Linked DNA regions of Mus musculus: region 1 is linked to region 2. The links are chromatin contacts, found by POLR2A ChIA-PET in ENCODE. All regions are on one chromosome and are shown on one strand. Each heading gives the region's core, a stretch centred on a gene start or an enhancer-like site at or near the end of the contact. The rest is flanking DNA. Distances are from core to core; before and after follow the strand shown. Region 1 has its middle 12 kb from the start of Gm42356. Region 2 holds the start of 1700045H11Rik (RIKEN cDNA 1700045H11 gene).

Evidence for each region. ChIA-PET counts read pairs that join two places held with the same protein, here RNA polymerase II (POLR2A).
Region 1: POLR2A ChIA-PET joins it to region 2 with 50 read pairs in Patski. The contact joins the enhancer-like site here to the promoter of 1700045H11Rik in region 2. POLR2A ChIA-PET finds 5 or more read pairs at or near these places in 3 of 5 experiments (Patski and embryonic stem cell).

Annotation. Positions count from the first base shown.
Region 1 is chr4:150,818,148-150,821,512 of GRCm38, reverse strand. No RefSeq gene overlaps it. Among named protein-coding and RNA genes, the nearest start is that of Gm42356, 12 kb to the right of the region's middle. Within about 2 kb of position 1,917, at least 1 of the 3 ENCODE cell types and tissues checked has a DNase peak (open chromatin) inside an H3K27ac peak, as active enhancers do.
Region 2 is chr4:150,853,338-150,856,425 of GRCm38, reverse strand. It overlaps 1700045H11Rik (RIKEN cDNA 1700045H11 gene), which reads left to right and starts at 1,477. Exons shown (of 4, transcript NR_040649.1): 1 at 1,477-1,600. Errfi1 (ERBB receptor feedback inhibitor 1) reads right to left here and starts at 1,356. Exons shown (of 4, transcript NM_133753.2): 1 at 1,155-1,356.

The DNA.
Region 1 (3,365 bases), core at 668-3,167, 35 kb after region 2:
CTCGAGTGTCTTCTGAACGTTTTACTGAGCTGATGGGATTCTAAGAACAAAAGAAATGCATTCCAATGATGTTTGCTGCTTAGCCAGTTGTATGTTGTGTCCAGCCTTATAAGGCCAAAGCTGAGCACTTAGTATGTGTGTGTGTGTGTAGGGGGGTGGGGGGTAGAAGTGGTGGGGAGGGGAGAGGGCAGTGAGGCTGGAGAAGAAGCAAGAGAGGCAAACTGGGAGGTCGGGCAAGCCCAGAGCCTTCCTAGACTGGGCATCTGGAGGACAAGACAGTGGTTGGTCAGGAGTCCCTTGCTTGTGGCTCTGCAGAGGAGTTGGCTCCCAGCGATTCTGGTGCATGGTCTTTGTTAGGCCTTCTGCTGCTGTCCCAGAGCATACAGGGATCTCTGTAGCTATGATGCTGGTCAAGAGTGGCCACTCCCTCCTGGGTGACGACTATAACTACGGTTAGGTTATCCTGAGGCTGGGGCCTCTCTTCCCCTTTCCCTGGCTGCTTAGCTAAGAACCAGGGTTGTAGCCTGGATTGGGTAGCCGAGAAAAGTCTTAGACCAGATACTTCCACTAGGTCTTATCAAACAAGACTTCTCAATTGCTACAAAAACCAAACAAAAGAAAACAAACAAGCAAAACAACAATAACCAAACCAAACCAAACCCCCAAAAACAAAAAACCCTCAGGAGATGCAGCACACACTTAATCCTGGCTTCAAGCGCCAGGATTCTAACAGCCCCGCGCAATTGAATTAATCTGCTTAAAACTTCATCACACACCATTATCCCTGGGTGTCCTGCGGGGACTGGAGACCAACAGGTCCATGGCTCAGATCCCTTCAACAAGACGGGGTGGCTTTTGCGTAACAGTACGGGAGTGACTCCGCTACTGTTAACTGCTTAGGGAGTAGTGTCCAGGACACACTGCACATGCTCAATGCAGGCAAAGCTCCTGCGCCCCAGACTGAGTGCCGACTGCATACTCTGGGATGTGACACACTGAGTGACCACTGTATACTGTGAGAGATGGATGGTTCCTAGTCTCTTCCTTGAAGAAGAAAGACTGCTTAATTTAAAGCCTAGCTTTTCTTTGCTCCTCTCTCATGCTAAGGGTGAGACAGGAGGTTTGTCTAGAAACTTGTTCTATGGCAGGCTCTTGCACTTCTCTTCCTGCCTACATCGAGCCTCCCCTTCCCTCAGAGGCCCTGGTTCCAGGTTACTCTAGCAACAGGGATGCTATTCCTGTCTCTAAGATGCCCCCCCCCCCCCACACACACACACATGCCTCTAGTTTAGGATTACCACAGGAGACTCAGACCCACAGAGGAGCAGGAATAAATACAATTAATTGTAAAGACGACTCAGAGAAAACAGAAATCATCTAGAATCGTTTGCCTAGAGTTTTTCTTAATCTTAGTATTACTGGACTCTAAATACTTCAAAGTGGCCTCTGGGTCACTCTTCTACACCCATACACCCATCTCCTTTCCAGTCTAGCTCATTCAGGATCTAGCACTCACACTGCAAGGCTGTGAGCGTGTGTCAGCATCAGGGACCCATGCTCACACTACAAGACCATCAGTTGGTGTCCCAGACCCAGGAAGCTTCGTGGAAAGGCAGGGCTGGAGCTCTGGCTTTCGGATGCAGAGAGGGTAGCAGGGTCGGTACCTCACTGCCCAGCTATGAGTCATTAGTTCTGTGCCTAGAGGAAGGATTGGAAAAGTCACAGTGGAGTCAGGATAGGACAGCTGGAGCAGGGCAGGGTGTGAGTTTGACAAAATGTGGGGTCTTGGTGGGGGCCAGCCAGGCTATTGTTTAGAAAAACAACTGTGGCTCAAGGAGGTACTTGCCAAGGAGCTGGGCTTGGCTCAAGTGCCCTTCTCAGGTCACACAGAGGACACAGCCATCCTCCTGCCACCCCCCCCACCCCCCCAGCACATCTTGTGCATTCTCGTTGGCGCTGAAGGGTGCGGGAGGAGGGAGATGGCTAATACAGTTCCATAGTTGCCTGTGAGGACGTTTATTGTTTTGTCCTGGGATTGCTTTGTTCTCAGGAAAGACGTTGATTGTAGTTTAAAAAAAAATGATTTGAAAGTTGGATTGGGGAAACAAAGTCCTTCCTTTAGGAGAGGAGCCCAAACGAGTTTATGGAGTACAGCCAGTGTGAGCGCTGAGTTAGCCAAAGGAACATTCAGTCTGGGAGAACAACCAGAGGGGAGAAAGCACAGCATAGGAGGAGACAGGAGCAGTGCCCAGGGTGTGGAAGAAGAGGGCTAAGTTAACATTTGAGGTCAGACTGGAGTCAGAGGAAAGGCGGAGGGAGAGGCATGTCTAAGCGGACTAGGGGACTAGGTGACTGTTAAAGGGAGGCAGGAGTGTAGCCTCTTGGAGTTACTGTGCCTAAATGGTTGACACAGAAGGCTCAGGTAGTTACCCCCAGGGGTCAGAAGCCACTTTTCTGTGCGTCTCTGTTGGACATGCTAGGATGGATGGACTCCATCTATAATTCCAGTTAGATTCTTGCAGGTAGGGAAACAGAGAAAAAGTGAGTGGGGTGACACAGCAGGTGACTGTGGAGTAAGCAGAAGGGACCACAAGAACTCAAGGCGAGGAGGGCATCTTGCTTCTTTAGGAAGTCAGAGGCCTTAGTAGATAGAGCCTTGACATCAGAATTAGTGGAGCTCAGAGACTGGAGACAGCTAGCCCCACCTCCTTATGAGAGATAGAGTTTGACAAGGCGACATTGTACACTCACACAGATGTACAGGTGAGGAAAAGTGAGGTGAGCTTCGCACTCATGGATGAGGAGAGATGTGTCTTGGGAGAGAGGGCGCAGGGAGCTCAGGCTATGCCCCAGCAGGAGCATTCGAGAAGGGTCCTCTGAGCTCAGACCTTAAGGACAATTAGGAGTGTCTAGGAGTGACTAGGGATGCAGCAGAGAGCAGACTTTCCCGGGACAGAGCAACAGGGATCTGCAGGTTCCTGAGCTGTGTCTTTAAACCACAAAGGTTGAGGGCCTTGGGGGGACCTGTGGACAACCAGGCAATGCTGATATGTAGATATTGCTACTCGGCCTGTTCTGCATTTTTGAAAGAGCCCAGAAGAGAAAAATCATGGCCTGGGCTGGGATCCTGGCAAAGATGAAGAGGAGCAGAAGGGTTTCAGGCCCAGGTGGGAGGTAAGGCTGGCACAGAAACTGGGGGAGAGAAAGGGAAAGGGAGAGAAAAAAAAGAGGGAGATGGAGAGAGGGAGGGGGAAAGGGGGAGGAGAGAGAGAGAGAGAGAGAGAGAGAGAGAGAGAGAGAGAGAGAGAGAGAAGAGAGAGAGAGAGAGCACGCGCATGAGAGAGAGGGGGATGCCTGCAAAGCTA
Region 2 (3,088 bases), core at 228-2,727:
AATATCCGCCAGAGTTGACAGGTTAGTACGAAACCAGCTTATTCCTTACAAAATTTGCTCTTTTACTGATAAAGGTATTTAGATTATCTTTGGTCTCTATTTTGGTAAAATCTCTCTTAAAATCTCCATGTTTCAAGAAAAAAAAAAATTTAAAGGCAAGAGCCACCACAGTGAACTCAAAAATGTCCCAGTCTTAATAGATGCATATTCACTATACCTGTATAGACTTAAGGAAGTGTAAAACTGTAGAACTTTTCTTTTTTCTTTTTTTTTCCAGGATGAAAAAAAAAAAAAAGGCAATTTATACCTCACCTTTCTTCACCCCTGACAGTTGCCTGGAAACCAGTCCTGCCCTACCTGTGCTACAGGTGTACCTCCCGTCACATCTCTTTTAAAGCTACAGTCTCTATTCTTACTACACTTAAGTTTATGACTAACAATCTATTCACATTTTTATCAGGTAGGAGACTGGTTTCTTTCAAGCAATGATGAAATCCTAATAAAGACTGAGGAAGCACCCATCCAGCACCACCAATCACGATTAATTTGAACAAAGATAGGATATACGTATAAAAACAGGATACTGCCAAGGAGCCTTGGCGTTTGAACAGTTCTGTCTGCATTTTCACTCCTTTAATATATAAGTCATTTAAGGCAAAGAATCATGTTTCTGGAGAGGAAAAGGCCACGGAACAACTCGGATGAATTAAAACAAATATTTTTTTTTAAAGGGGAATGACCTTCGTCGCCGAGTCTCACCGAGACTCAAGACTGGTACCAACCAGGGACTAGCAATCTCCGAGCCCACCCGCGACAGCTTCTCGCAGAAGCTTTCCGGGCCGGACCGACGGGTGCGCGGGGTGAGAGGGAAGATGGAGGGGGCCGCAGCAGTTCCACCGCATCCCTGGGCCGCAGCTGCACCGGGAAGACCGTGGAGCCGCCGCTCCGGAGCCCCAGGCTGTGGAGACGTGTCGTGTGCGCGCCGGTGCATGGCCCCGGCGAGAAGCCGAGGGCGCCCGCGGCCCGCCGCTCCTCACGCACCCCGGCCCATCCCGGGAAGCGGAGTGCCGGAGGCTCCGGCTCCAGCCCACCGCCCGTCCGCCCGCCCTCCGCGCCCCGGCCCCACGTCTCCCGACGCCCGCCAGGCCCCTTACCCCAAGGGAGCGGGACCCCGCGGCGCCCTCCCGCGCATGTCCGTCCCGGCTGGCTCAGCGCCGCGGGCTTAGGGGCCCGAGCATCGCGCAGGCGCCTCGCCGCTCTCTTGCCCTCGCTCTTTCTCTCTGCTCGCTCGCAGGCTATGCTCGCGCTCGCTCGCTCGCACAGCTCACGCTCCGCGCCTCGCACTCGGCCGCCGACGCCGGCGCAGCCGACGCCCGTATTTATACGGTGAGCGACAACGTGACGTCAACGCCCGCAGCCCCGCCTCCTTCACGCAGCCAATCCGGGCGGGCGGACGCTTAAAGGGGCGATGCCGCTACCGAAGAGTTTGCGTGGGGCCCGCCGGGCGGCGCTAGCAGCCTCGTCTCCTGAGGGGACGTTTCTATTTGGGCCGCCTCTGTGCGAGCTGCCTAGCCTAAGGACACCGAGTTTTCCTTAGAAGGTTGTGAGCGGCCCTGTTTCCATCCCCGGGGAGGGAAGTGACGCTGAGATGCACTTGGATCCAAGAAACTCAGGGAGCGGGAGAAAATGGGGATTGGAGAGGAGAGGGGCACCCCGAGGTGTATATATGTGTGTGTGTGTGTATGTATGTATGTATGTATGTATGTATGTATGTATGTATGTATGTATGTATGTATATCGAGGGATGGTCGAGGGATGGCGAGGAGAGTGATGAAGAACGGAGGGGGACGGTGAGGAACAACGAGGGACTGCTGTGATGATGCGAGAGAGATGAAGGGCGCTACAACCAGGGATGGATGACCATGAAGAAAGTGGTCTCTGGGAAAGAGGGCAGCGGACTGAGGGGCAGTAAGGGACAAAATGCGTCTGAAGACAGGAAGGGGCAGGGAGTGTCTGGCTAAGGACAATAAGGGATGGAGGGGCAGTGAGGAGCAGTGTGAGGCACTGCGGGACTTATAGAGAACCTCACTAATTGATCTAGGTAGTTAAGGGACGGTGTGGGAAAGGAAGGGACAGAATGGAAAGGTGAGGGGCAGCGCAGAAAGGTGAAGGACAAAGGGGACTGGGCAGTGGGCCATGCTGTGTGGGCAGGATCAGGGAGGCCTCACTCCAGGCTCCTCTGTACTTGGCTTGGCCTCCAGCAAGGCTAGGCTGATCCCGGGCACCTCCCCCAAACCTGCCCCCAGCCCTCTTGGCTTACCTGTCAAAGTGCTGTTCTCCATGTCTTTTGGCCCCAGGGTGGCCGCTGATGCCCAAGGACAAAACGCCATCAAGTCTACAGGGAGGAGGGTTCGTGGGGCAGAAATCCGGTGATGCAACTTAGGTTTATAGTTTAACCGTAAAATAAATAATACAATGATAAACCAGAGTAGTTCAAGAAAAAAGGCAAACAGACAGAAGCCCTCCAGTTTGGACTAGTACAAATTCCTCTTAATGGCACTCCACAGAGTAGAGAGCGCAGACCTATGGCTGACCTCTGTGGTCCGCACACAGAGCCCTTCCTGCACTGCAGCAAGAATGCCTGATAGTTATAGGCTTAGCACCACCTAATTGAGCCAGTTTAACATATGGAATGAGGTGCTGGCCTCATTATCTGGTTAACTATTAACTTTGTGCCCCACGAACCAAGTTGCTTCTTCCAGTATTGACTTGATTTTTTTTTTTAATTGAACTCAAAGGCCTTAACTTTAAACTCAAGGCCTGATGCACTGGATTTTTAAAAAGAAAAGAAAACTCTAAAGTCTTGCTTTGCCCACTCTCAGCGGCAGGCTACCAGGATGTTAGAAGGTTCCTCCCCTCTTTCTGATGGTCCCTACTGGCCTGTAGGGGCTGCTGGGTTGCTTCCACACCCACGCTCCTAGCAATTCAATTCTCCCATCTTTTCTTATGGCCATTCTCTTAGTAGTATTTTAATCTTATGGAAATTGGTCATTGCCACATTGTCTATTTATTATTTACTATTTATTAA